Linked DNA regions of Homo sapiens: all the other regions are linked to region 3. A link is an interaction called in ENCODE POLR2A ChIA-PET data of the cell type or tissue named here. Cell type or tissue: PC-9. All regions are shown on one strand.

Region 1 (4,000 bases), 58 kb before region 3:
GTCTTGCTCTGTCACCCAAGCTGGAGTGCAGTGGCACAATCAGGGCTCACTGCAGCCTCGACCCCCTGGGTTCAAGTGATCCTCCTGCCTCAGCCTTCCAAGTAGCTGGGACTACAGGTGTGCCACCATGCCCGGTTAGTTTTTAATTTTTTTTTTGTAGAAACGGGGTCTTCTATGTTAACCAGCCTGGAAAATTAGAATTAAAATTAAAGTCAAAAATTTTATTTTTAAAAAGAGAGCACATTGCTAAGAGCCATCCCACCCAAGACATAGTAAATGTTGGGTAGATAAAGGAAACTCAAAACCATGCTTTGTGATTCTACTTTATAGAAAGAGAGAGAGAGAAAAAGAATTGGGTATGTGTAAATATGCTTAGAACATTAATGGAAGGGCATAAAAACACCTCCCAACAGAGGCTTCTTCTGGAGAGTGGCTTAGAGAATGAGGAGTGGGCAACTTTTACTTCCTTTGCTGTATAGATTAAAACTTTAATATGAGCATGTAGTTCTTCCATTTTTTTCATGATTCCTTGCTTTAATTAAGTAATACATTGATATATTTTCTTTTTTTTATTGTTGTTTTTTTGTTTTTTTGTTTTTTTGAGACGGAGTCTCCCTCTGTCGCCCAGGCTGGAGTGCAGTGGCGCCATCTCGGCTGACTGCAAGCTCCGCCTCCCGGGTTCACGCCATTCTCCTGCCTCAGCCTCTCGAGTAGCTGGGACTACAGGCGCCCGCCATTGCGCCCGGCTTATTTGTTTGTATTTTTAGTACAGACGGGGTTTCACCGTGTTAGCCAGGATGCTCTCGATTTCTTGACCTCGTGATCCCCCCGCCTTGGCCTCCCAAAGTGCTGGGATTACAGGCGTGAGCCACCGCGCTCGGCCCATTGATATATTTTATTTGCTAAATATTCTTTTTTCCTTTTTTTGAGACAAGAGTCTCGCTCTGTTGCCCAGGCTGGAGTGCAGTGGCGCGATCACAGCTCACTGCAGACTTGATCTCCTGGGATCAGGAGGTCCTCATGCCTCAGCCTCCCAAGTAGCTTGGACCACTGCAGGTCTGTGCCACCATGCCTGGCTAAATTTGTAGGTTTGTTTGTTGTACAGATGAGGTCTCGCCATGTTGCCCAAGGCAACTCCTGGGCTCAAGCGACCCTCCTGCCGCCGCCTCCCAAAGTGCTGGGATTACAGGCGTGAGCCACCATGCCTGCCTCTGCAAAACATTCTAACAATTCAGATAAGATTAAATTGCCCTTGACCTCCCTCCACCCCGTCCCACTCCCCTCCCAGGAGATGACCACTTCTGGCCGTTTATTTGTATCTTTCTTTCATCATTGTTAAAAAGTGTATGTGAATCCCTTTGAGCTTCTTGAATCTGCGTTTATTATTAGTTGTAAAAGTCCCCAGTGACCACAGAAATGCTTCTTATGGGGAAAGGGAAGTTTTAAAATAGGGGAGCAACAATATTTGTCATAAACTTGCCCAGTGGCAGGGAAAACCCCAGGTCTTTTTTAGATCTCAAAGAGCAGGAGAAGGATAGCTTAATGTGACTGTTCAGAGGCTGGGAGTGGACAAAGAAAGGAAGCCCAGAACAATAGGGTCCTTCCATGACTGCCCTTCTGGAGGTGGGGCTGCGGCAGTAAGTGTGGAATTAGTTTAAGTCAGTATAATTTAGGGATTAGGAAGTCACCAGGGTTAAACTTTTAAATCTTTACTTTGAACTCTTTTATTTTATTTTTACTTTTTTTTTTTTTGAGATGGGGTCTCGTTCTGTCACCCAGGCTGGAGTGCACTGGTGAGATCACAGCTCACTGCAGCCTTGACTTCTTGGGCTCAGGCAGTCCTCCTGCCTCAGCCTCCCAAGTAGCTACAGAGGTGTGCCACCATGCCCTGTTGCACAAGACTGGTCTCCAGCTCCTGGGCTCAAGGGATCCTTCCGCCTTGGCCTCCCAAAGTGCTAAGATTACAGGCATGAGCCACCACGCCCAGCATTTTACTCCTCTTACTACCATCCCCAATTTTTTGTATTATGTATTTATTTATTGTTTTTACTGTTTTTTTGTTTTTTTTTTTTTTTTGAGATGGAGTTTCACTCTTGTTGCCCAGGCTGGAGTGCAATGGTGCGATCTCGGCTCACTGCAATCCTGCCTCCTGGGTTCAAGAAATTCTCCTGCCTCAGCCTCCCAAGTAGCTGGAATTACAGGCATGCGCCACCATGCCCAGCTAATTTGTTGTATGTATATATATATATATATATATATTTTTTTTTTTTTTTTTTTTTTTAGTAGAGACGGGGTTTCATCTTATTGGTCAGGCTGGTCTCGAACTCCTGACCTCAGGTAATCCACCCACTTCGGCCACCTAAAGTGCTGGGATTACAGGTGTGAGCCACCGTGCCCGGCCTATTTTTACTTTTAATTATAGGATAGGATACGGTAAGAAGAGCAGAGAAGTCTGAGTGTCAGATGCTTCTTTATTTTATTTTATTTTATTTTATTTTATTTTATTTTATTTTATTTTATTTTATTTTATTTTATTTTTAGACAGAGTCTCACTGTGTCACCAGGCTGGAGTGCAGTGGCACAATCTTGGCTCACTACAACCTCTGCCTTCCGGGTTCGAGCGATTCTCCTGCCTCAGCTTCCTGAGTAGCTGGGACTACAGGCCCACGCCACCATGCCCAGCTAATTTTTTGTATTTTCAGTGAAGACGTGGTTTCACCATGTTGGCCAGAATGGCCTTGATATCTTGACCTCATGATAAGCCCGCCTCAGCCTCCCAAAGTGCTGGGATTACAGGCATGAGCCCCTGCATCTGGCCTATTTATTTATTTATTGAGATAGAGTCTTACTCTGTCACCCAGGCTGGAGTGGAATGGCGTGATCTTGGCTCACTGCAGCCTCCTCCTCCCAGGTTCAAGCAATTCTCCTGCCTCAGCCTCCCAAGTAGCTGGAACTACAGGCATGCACCACCATCTCCGGCTAATTTTTTTTTTTTAATTTTGCATTTTTAGTAGAGACAGGATTTCGCCATGTTGGCCAGGCTGGTCTTGAACTCCTGGCCTCAAGTGATCCAGCCCCTACTCTTGGCCTCCCAACGTGCTGGGCTTACTGGCATGAGCTACCACGCCTGGCCTATGAGATGCTGCTTTTTTTTTTTTTTTTTTTTGAGACTGAGTCTTGCTCTGTCGCGCAGGCTGGAGTGCAATGGCAAGATCTCGGCTCACTGCAACCTCTGCCTCCTGGGTTCAAGCAATTCTCCTGCCTCAGCCTCCTGAGTACCTGGAATTACAGGTGCGTGCCACCACGCCCAGCTAATTTTTGTATTTTTAGTAGAAACGGGGTTTTACCATGTTGGTCAGGCTGGTCTTGAACTCCTGACCTCGTGATCCGCCCCCTTCGGCCTCCCAAAGTGCTGGGAATACAGGCGTGAGCCACCGTGCCCGGCCTCAGATGTTTCTTTAGATCCAAACTTTCTAACTGCACTGGAGCTAGAAAGGAGCCCTGAAGATGGTGGCATTTAAGTTATTTTGCTACTTAACAATTGCTATTGGGTGAATGTTATAGAATCTTTTTTTGTCTGTTCGTTTGTAGAGACAGGGTCTCACTATGTTCTGGATACTCCAGCCTGGATACTCCAGGCTGATCTGGAACTCCTGGCCTCAAGCTATCCTCCCACTTCGGGCTCCTCAAGTCCTGGGATTACGGGTGTAAACCACCACACCTGGCCTGTTATAGAATATTTTCACTAAGAAAGTTGCTTTATGCCAGGCACAGTGGCCCATGCCTGTAATCCCAGCACCTTGGGAGGCCAAGGTGGGCAGATTACTCAAGCCCAGGAGTTCAAGACCAGCCGGACAACATAGCAAAACCCTGCCTTTACAAAAAAATACAAAAATTAGCTGGGTGTGGTGTTGCACACCTGTAGTCCAAGCTACTGGGAAGGCTGAAGTGGGAGGATGGCTTGAGCTGAGGAGGTTGAGGCTGCAGCGGATTGTGATAG
Region 2 (4,000 bases), 110 kb before region 3:
TATGAAGAAACTGAAATTAAAGGTGAGGCACAGTAGCTCATGCCTGTAATCCCAGCCACTTTGGAAGGCTGAAGCGGGTGGATCACCTGAGGTCAAAAGTTCAAGACCAGCCTGGCCAACATGGTGAAACCCCTTCTCTACTAAAAATACAAAAATTAGCCAGGTGTGGTGGCACATTCCTGTAATCCCAGCTACTCGGGAAGCTGAGGCACAAGAATTGCTTAAACCTGGGAGGCAGAGGTTGCCGTGAGCCAAGATCATGCCACTGCCCTCCAGCCTGGGTGGTAGAGGGAGACTCTGTCTCAAAAAAAAAAAAAAAAAAAAAAAAGAACAGGGCCGGGCACAGTGGCTCACGCCTATAAATCCCAGCACTTTGGGAGGCCGAGGCAGGCGGATCACGAGGTCAGGAGATCGAGACCATCCTGGCTAACACGGTGAAACCCCGTCTCTACTAAAAATACAAAAAACTAGCTGGGCGTAGTGGCAGGCGCCTGTAGTCCCAGCTACTTGGGAGGCCGAGGAAGGAGAATGGCGTGAACCCGGGAGGTACAGCTTGCAGTGAGCCCAGATAGCGCCACTGCACTCCAGCCTGGGCGACAGAGCAAGGCTCCGTCTCAAAAAAAAAAAAAAGATGAAAGAAAGAAATTTAATAGTTTTAGGACCGTTAGATGGTGCACAAATATATTGTTGATCCAGAATATATATACATATACATATGTGTGTGTGTGTATGTGTGTGTGTGTATATATATATGCATGTATATATATATACACATGCATATATATATATATATATATATATATATATATATATATATATATGTATTTTTTTAGACAGGGTCTTATTCTGTTACCCAGTCTGGAGTGCAGTGGCATGATCACAGCTCACTACCGCCTCAACCTCCCCAGCTCAAGTGATCCTCCTACCTCAGCCTCCAAGAATACCTGGGATTACAGGAGCACGTCACCACACCTGGTGTTTTTTTATTTTTTGTAGAAACAGGGTCTCACTATGTTGCCTAGCCTGGTCTCAAACTCCTGGGCTCAAGCAATCCTCCCTGGTTGGCTTCCCAAAGTGCTGGGATTACAAGCATGAGCCCGGCCCAGAATAATTTTTAGTATGCTACTAGGGAGCGTAACTGCAATATTGTTACCAGAAAGGGGTCCCAGTCTAGACCCCAAGAGAGGGTTCTTGGATCTCACACAAGAAAGAATTCGGGGCAAGTCCATAGAGTAAAGTGAAAGCAAGTTTATTAGAGTAGTAAAGAAACAGAAGAATGCTACTCCATAGGCAGAGCAGTGGCATGGGCTGCTTGCCTGAGTATACTTATGGTTATTTCTTGATTATATGCTAAAGAAAGAGTGAATTATTCATGAGTTTTCTGGGATAGGAGTGCGGAGTGCCTAGAACTGAGAGTTTCTCCCCCTTTTTAGGCCGTTTAGGGTAACATCCTGATGTTGCCATGGCAGTTGTAAACTGTCATGGCGCTGGTGGGAGTGTCTTCTAGCATGCTAATGCATTATAATTGGCATATAAGCAGCAGTGAGGACAACCAAAGGTCACTTTTGTCGCCATCTTGGATTTGGTGGGTTTTGGCCAGCTTCTTTACTGCATCCTGTTTAGCTGGTAGGGTCCTTATGACCTGTATCTTGATACCAGCTCTGCTGACCTCCTGTGTCATCCTGTGACTAGGAATGCCTAACATCCTGGGAATGCAGCCCAGCAGGCCTCAGCCTTATTTTACCCAGCCCCTATTCAAAATGGAGTTTCTCTGGTTTGAATGCCTCAGATAGTATCTGAATAAAAATTATTGGCCTATTAAAGTAAGTTGTTGCCAGAGTCAAAAAGCAAAACAAAACAAATGAAAAAGTGACCCTGTGCCTCCCCACAAAGCATAGGGGAGTAGCTGGAGGAAGAAAAGCCTTATACTTCCTGTGTTCTCTCCCCAGTCAGTATTTAGTGTCTTTATGGTGCCCAACACCTTCTGTTTTTACACAACTCTTAAGTGTGTGTAAGTGTGACACTAACTCTTAAGTGAGGTAAGATGGGTACAATGACAATAGTGAAGCAGTTGCATTGTCTGGGGTATATACCCTGGGGTTTTTCACTGCACACCAGGAAAATTTAGAACACAAACACACAGGAGTAGTTTAGGAGCAGAGGTTTAATAGGCAGAAGGGAAGAGAAAGGGAAACAGCTCTCTATAGAAAAAGGGGTCTCCGAGCAGAAAAGACCAGCCCGTGCCCGATGCCCCGGACTTTATAGTCAGATTGAGAAGGCAGTGTCTGATTTACACAGGGCTCACAGATTGGCAGGTATGACGTTTACATAGCACCTGGGGAAGGCTGGTCACGCCACCCTAATCTTATTATGCAAATGAACTTTTCTTGGCCAACGCCATCTTTTCTGCTCTTTATTGTACACGTGGCTGGCAGAGAAGGGAAGATGGAGCCCGCCATCTTGAACATGTCTAGTCCCTGGTTACTGCAGGTATTCACCCATGCAAGCTCCCAGCTTGCTTGTCTATGTCTACAGCTGGACTTTACAGGCTGCTCTGTTAAGAAAATGACTTGGGGCTGCTTTTCATTAAAAAGAAAAGCCTAACCGAGGACTGCCATACCCTTACTATCTGCCTAAGTAGTTTCTTCTTGACTCCTGTATCAATAGGATCTGTTTAAGTCATTAGGCCCTTGGGAAAACTGTTTTTTTCCCACAAGGATATCTGGGAATTTCAAGCCCTAATTTTCAATATTGTCTTAATGTGTGTCTGTAGGGCCCACATGCCCTAACCTAGGCAGGGGGTCTCTCAATCACAAATTCTAAAGCTATATCTAAAACTGGGTGTTAACAGTACCAGATCTCGGAAACCAATCCCACTACCAATCACCAATTTTTTTTTTCCAGGAAATTTTATTCTAAAATAACCACGAATCTGGAGGCACGAGACTAAATTAACTGTTGCAATTTATAACATTTCAATGATAGTTCAACCCTTCTTATCTTGTGTTTTTCAACTAAACATTCTTGGCATACCATGATAAGTTTTATTTAAAAAAGAGAAAAAGAAGCATTACTAAGTTCGGCCTTATATTTAAAGCAGGGAAATGAAAGAAACATCCCTTGTTTCTCTTATAAGTCTATGACAAGGTAGGCAGCCAGTCTGCTCAAAAGAAAATTTTTTTGTGGAATTACTCAAAAGCTTTAAAAATAAAATCTATACACTTGTTAGTAACTCCCTTCATATTCACTGATGTCACCTTGTGGACATTATTCAAAGCGAAAAGAAAAACTAACATAATAATAAATATAATTTAAGAATTTTTTGGTGAGAGTTAATGAAGTTAGGAAGCAAACTCCCACAAACAGAATACTTCAGAGTTTTTCTAATTTAACTTTTCCTCGCTCCGAGGGAAATAAGAAAGAGATCACCTACACAATATGTAAGAGAGAAACAGAGTTAAGAATATTGGATGAAGGGTCAGAAAACATGAATGTTAGTCTGGGCTTTGTTACTGACTTACTGGGTGACTTGGAATTAAGCCCCTTAGCCTTTCTGCTCTGGAATTCCTCATCTTTAAAGTTAGGAGATTTAGCTAGGCACGGTGGCTCACTCCTGTAATCCCAGCACCTTGGGAGGCTGAGGTGGGCAGATCACTTGAGATCAGGAGTTGGAGACCAGCCTGGGCAACATGGTGAAACCCCGTTTCTACTAAAAATACAAAAATTAGCTGGGTGTGGTGGAGCACGCCTGTAGTCCCAGCTACTCAGGAGGCTGAGGCATGAGAATCACTTGAACCTGGGAGGCAGAGGTTGCAGTGAGTCGAGATTTGCGCCACTGCACTCCAGCCTGGGCAACAAAGTGAGACTCTCTTAATAAAAAATAAAAATAAAATAAAGCTAGGAGACTGGATTAAGAAACTCCAAGCTTCCTGTGGACTTCTCCCATCAGCTTCCTTGTGTCCCAAGGCTGTCTGCTCACTTTGTTCTCTCTCTGGCATCT
Region 3 (4,000 bases):
ATATATATATATATATATATATAAATAAAATGTCGACATGGCTGGATCTTAAAAACTGTCAAATGAAAAAAACTAATTGCAGGAAAGATTTTTTTTTTTTTTTTGAGAGGGAGTCTCACGCAGTCAACCCAGGTTGGAGTGCACTGGGGCAATCTTCCTGATTCTTGGGGAATCTTGGCTCACTGCAACCTCCGCTCCTGGATTCAAGCGATTCTCCTGCCTCAGCCTCCCGAGTAGCTGGGACTATAGGCGCACGCCACCATTCCCGGCTAGTTTTTGTATTTTTAGTAGAGATGGGGTTTCGCCATATTGGTCAGGATGGTCTTGAACTCCTGACCTTGTGATCTGCTCACCTCGGCCTCCCATAGTGCCAGGATTACAGGCGTAAGCCACCGTGCCCAGCCTAAAAGATTTTTAAGTATACTATTAACATAAAATTTGGTAGCCGTACAACCCTATTCATGAAATTTACACACATGCCGTGAAAATGTGGACAGGAAAAGACACACTAAGTTCATGATGAAAGCCATTACTTTTTAAAGAAGGAACAAAGGTGTAATCCCAGCACTTTGGGGAGGCTGAGGCAGGCGGGTCACGAGGTCAGGAGTTCAAGACCAGCCTGGCCAATACAGTGAAACCCTGTCTCTACTGAAAATACAAAAATTAGCCAGGCGTGGTGGCAGGTGCCTGTAGTCCCAGCTACTTGGGAGGCTGAGGCAGGAGAATTGCTTGAACCCGGGAGGTGAAGGTTGCAGTGAGTCGAGATCCTGCCATTGCACTCCAGCCTGGGTGACAGAGCAAGACTCCAACTTTAAAAAAAAAAAAGAGAGAAAAAAGGAATAAAGGAAGGAAATGGCACTAGGGAAAGGCACAAAGATGACTTCCATAAACTTTAGTTATTTTATGCTAAAAGAAAATCTGATACAAGCACAAGATGATGACTACGTAGATTAGTATTTCTGGGTTGCATGTTAAAAATATGAAAATAAAAACGGAAATAGTTTCCAAAACAAAGATTTTATATATGAAATTAGTGAAATTTCAGAATGGAGAAAGGATGGTTACAATAAATGTTAGGAGCCCTCTTTAAAGAGCTCAAATGGTATGTAAGTATTTGGGATTTGTGGTTTAATTAGACCTAGTTTTCAGCAGTCTTTCCATGAAATGTATTTTTGTATTTAGAGAGATCTTGGTAACTCTTGTAAAGCAGAGTGTCCTGCTACATTACATAACTTACCTAAGTAGGTGTGCTTTTTTTTGTTTTTCTAGAGACAGGGTCTCTGCTCTTTCACCCAGGCTGAAGTGTAGTGGCACCATCATAGCTCGGTGCAACCTTGATTTCCAGGGCTCAAGTGATCCTCCCATCTCGGTCTCCTGAGTAGTTAGGACTATAGGTGCAAGCCACCATGTGCAGCTTTCTTTTTTTTTTTTTTTTGGAGAGTCATGGCCTCGTTACATTGCCTGTCACCTAGACTGGCCAGCTGGTCTTGAACCCCTGGCCTCAAGTGGTCCTCCTGCCTCAGTCTCCCAAAGTATTGGGATTACAGGCATGAAACACTGCTACTGGCCTAGATAAGAATTTTTATATTGTTTTTGGTTGATTTAAGTGCTGAGAACTTATTTGCTTCAGAATAGATCTTTGGTTGAAATGCAGTTCAGTTTTGAGACTAAAAAATAAACCAGATTTACTCCCAAAAATGTTACTGTTTCAAATAAGTAAAATATTTGCACCTTTAAAGATTAGGAGTTGGCTGGGCATGGTGGCTCACTCCTATAATCTCAGCACTTTGGGAGGCCAAGGCAGGCAGATCACCTGAGGTCAGGAGTTCAAGACCAGCCTGGCCAACATGGTGAAACCCCATCTCTACTAAAAATACAAAAATTAGCTGGCTGTGGTGGCACCTGCCTATAATCCCAGCTACTCAGGAGGCTGAGGCGGGAGAATCGCTTGAACCCAGGAGGCAGAGGTTGCAGGGTGCTGAGATCGCACCACTGCAGTCCAGCCTGGGTGATAGAGCCAAGACTCTGTCTCAAAAAAAAAAAAAAAAAATTGGGAGTCATATTTATATAATTTTATTTCTATTTCTGTAAGGTCTAATTTTTGAGTATTTCTGAACATCAATAATAGAATCTCTGTCCAATTAGAATTTGTGCCTTGCTCAGTAGTTTTCATTTTAATGAATGATTCAAAAGAATACATTAGCTTAAGTTTTGTTTTTTTTAATAATATTTTAGCAAAGAATGGCTCAAGAAGTACTGACACATTTAAAGGAGCATCCTGATGCTTGGACAAGAGTCGACACAATTTTGGAATTTTCTCAGAATATGAATACGAAAGTAAGCAAGTGGTGGTTTTAAAATCTGTTATTTCTTTTCTTCCAGTCATAAACTTTGAGGAAGGTATCTCATTTTTAGTATTAGCATTTGTTATCTCAAATTATTTTATATTGTTAATTTGTTTCAAAATTTAGTCTTAAGCATATAATTAATTCTTGCAAATAGTCCTAAGAATTATGAATGAAGTTTTGTAATGGGACTAGTATGCAAGGTGGCTTTTTTGGTTGTCTGATTTTGTTTTTTTCTTTTTAGTATATGTATACAGGTCTAAGTAGCATAAATTCTGAATGTTATTCAGAGATTAAACATAACATTAAGGAATTATTTTGGGCAAGTAATCAATATAATACAGGCCAGGCACCTCTGACACCAAGTTGTGTGGACAGCTTAAAACCCTACTCCATGGCATTGGGCTTCTAATGGGACAGCACTCAGTTTTTATTTACAATGGAAAATGTTATAATTCTGGTCCTTTTTTAAGTTTGAACAGAAGGGTTGATCAAAATGTGTTTTGTCTGTTTTAGGCTTGATGATTCACGCTTCTCTTTAAACTGCCTTAAAGTAATAAATACTATGGCATTCTGTTTAATACACGAAAGGTTTCCACTTGATATACATTGTGTTAAAACAGAAGATAGCCATATTCACATCTGTTTCTGAAACCAGACTTTGTTAATTAACAGTTTTAAAATATTAATTAGTTTTGACATCTTGTAAATTTTAGGTCAAAAATACAGTCCAGAACTTCCTCAAAGTGCTAACCTTAAGTAACATAACAGTGTTTGCCTGTTTGCTTGCCTGGTAAATTTTGCTTTTTATACTGACAGACATTACTAATGTTTAAGTTGATTTATCAACAGTATTTTTAAAAACTCAAATTTGTCTTGTGAAAAATGAGATGATTAGAGGAACAGAAAGAAAGCAACAGGTAAAGAATTCTTCAATTTACATAAATTACAAATGATTTGGTGCTAAATTTATGCACTATGACATTTGGCTTTTATGCAATCATTTTTTTTTCTTTAAAGATGTTAACACTACCTGATATTAATCATAATGTTCCATTATGTTGATTGCTTGTAATAGGAAGAAAAGGGGTGTCTTCCTGTGCAACTGACACAGCTAGGCTTTGACGGCAGGCCTCCACAAGGTCTACCCTTTTGATTCCCTTTAACTGAATTCTGTTCATCAATTGTTTTTGTTTCATGGGCGGTGGGAGGGGAAAGGGGAATTCAATGCATAAAATAAGTATTTCTAAGGGCTCAGTAGAAATTTCTACCATAGGGATCATTTCATGCATTTATTTTTTCATTTAGTCTTTGCTGTTATCTGTCCCTCATCTTCATAACTCAGCAGTGGATTTCTCAAGTTTGGAGATGTAAGGCAAAAGTATAATTCTTCAGAATGTTTGGATTGTAGTGATTTATCATTGGCTTTCAGATTTGACTGTCACTTCAGATTTTTGAGCAAAAATACTAAAAAAAAAAAGAAAAAAAATTCTTTGAAGAGACAGGACCTCTGTTGCCCAGGCTGGAGTGCAGTGGTGTGATTATAGCTCACTGTAACCTCAAACTCCTGGGCTTAAGTGACATTTCTGCCTCAACTTTCTGAGTAGCTAGGGCTACAGGTGCGTGTCACCATGCCTCGCTAACTTACCAATTTT

The links. Peaks named below come from ENCODE experiments on the same cell type or tissue, not always from the same donor. Only the 100,000 strongest peaks of a DNase experiment are listed, where the experiment ranks them.
Region 1: POLR2A ChIA-PET joins it to region 3 with 7 read pairs; 18 of 35 experiments call an interaction of 5 or more read pairs at or near these places.
Region 2: POLR2A ChIA-PET joins it to region 3 with 5 read pairs; 15 of 35 experiments call an interaction of 5 or more read pairs at or near these places.

The regions. Positions count from the first base shown.
Region 1 is chr2:61,583,077-61,587,076 of GRCh38, reverse strand. No RefSeq gene overlaps it. Among named protein-coding and RNA genes, the nearest start is that of XPO1, 47 kb to the right of the region's middle. In PC-9, no CTCF peak of the experiment used is centred here; no DNase peak of the experiment used is centred here.
Region 2 is chr2:61,638,270-61,642,269 of GRCh38, reverse strand. No RefSeq gene overlaps it. Among named protein-coding and RNA genes, the nearest start is that of XPO1, 100 kb to the right of the region's middle. In PC-9, no CTCF peak of the experiment used is centred here; a DNase peak (open chromatin) is centred at 1,709.
Region 3 is chr2:61,524,757-61,528,756 of GRCh38, reverse strand. It overlaps XPO1 (exportin 1), which reads left to right. Exons shown (of 25, transcript NM_003400.4): 3 at 2,236-2,337. Among named protein-coding and RNA genes, the nearest start is that of XPO1, 12 kb to the left of the region's middle. In PC-9, no CTCF peak of the experiment used is centred here; no DNase peak of the experiment used is centred here; H3K27ac peaks cover 993 bases.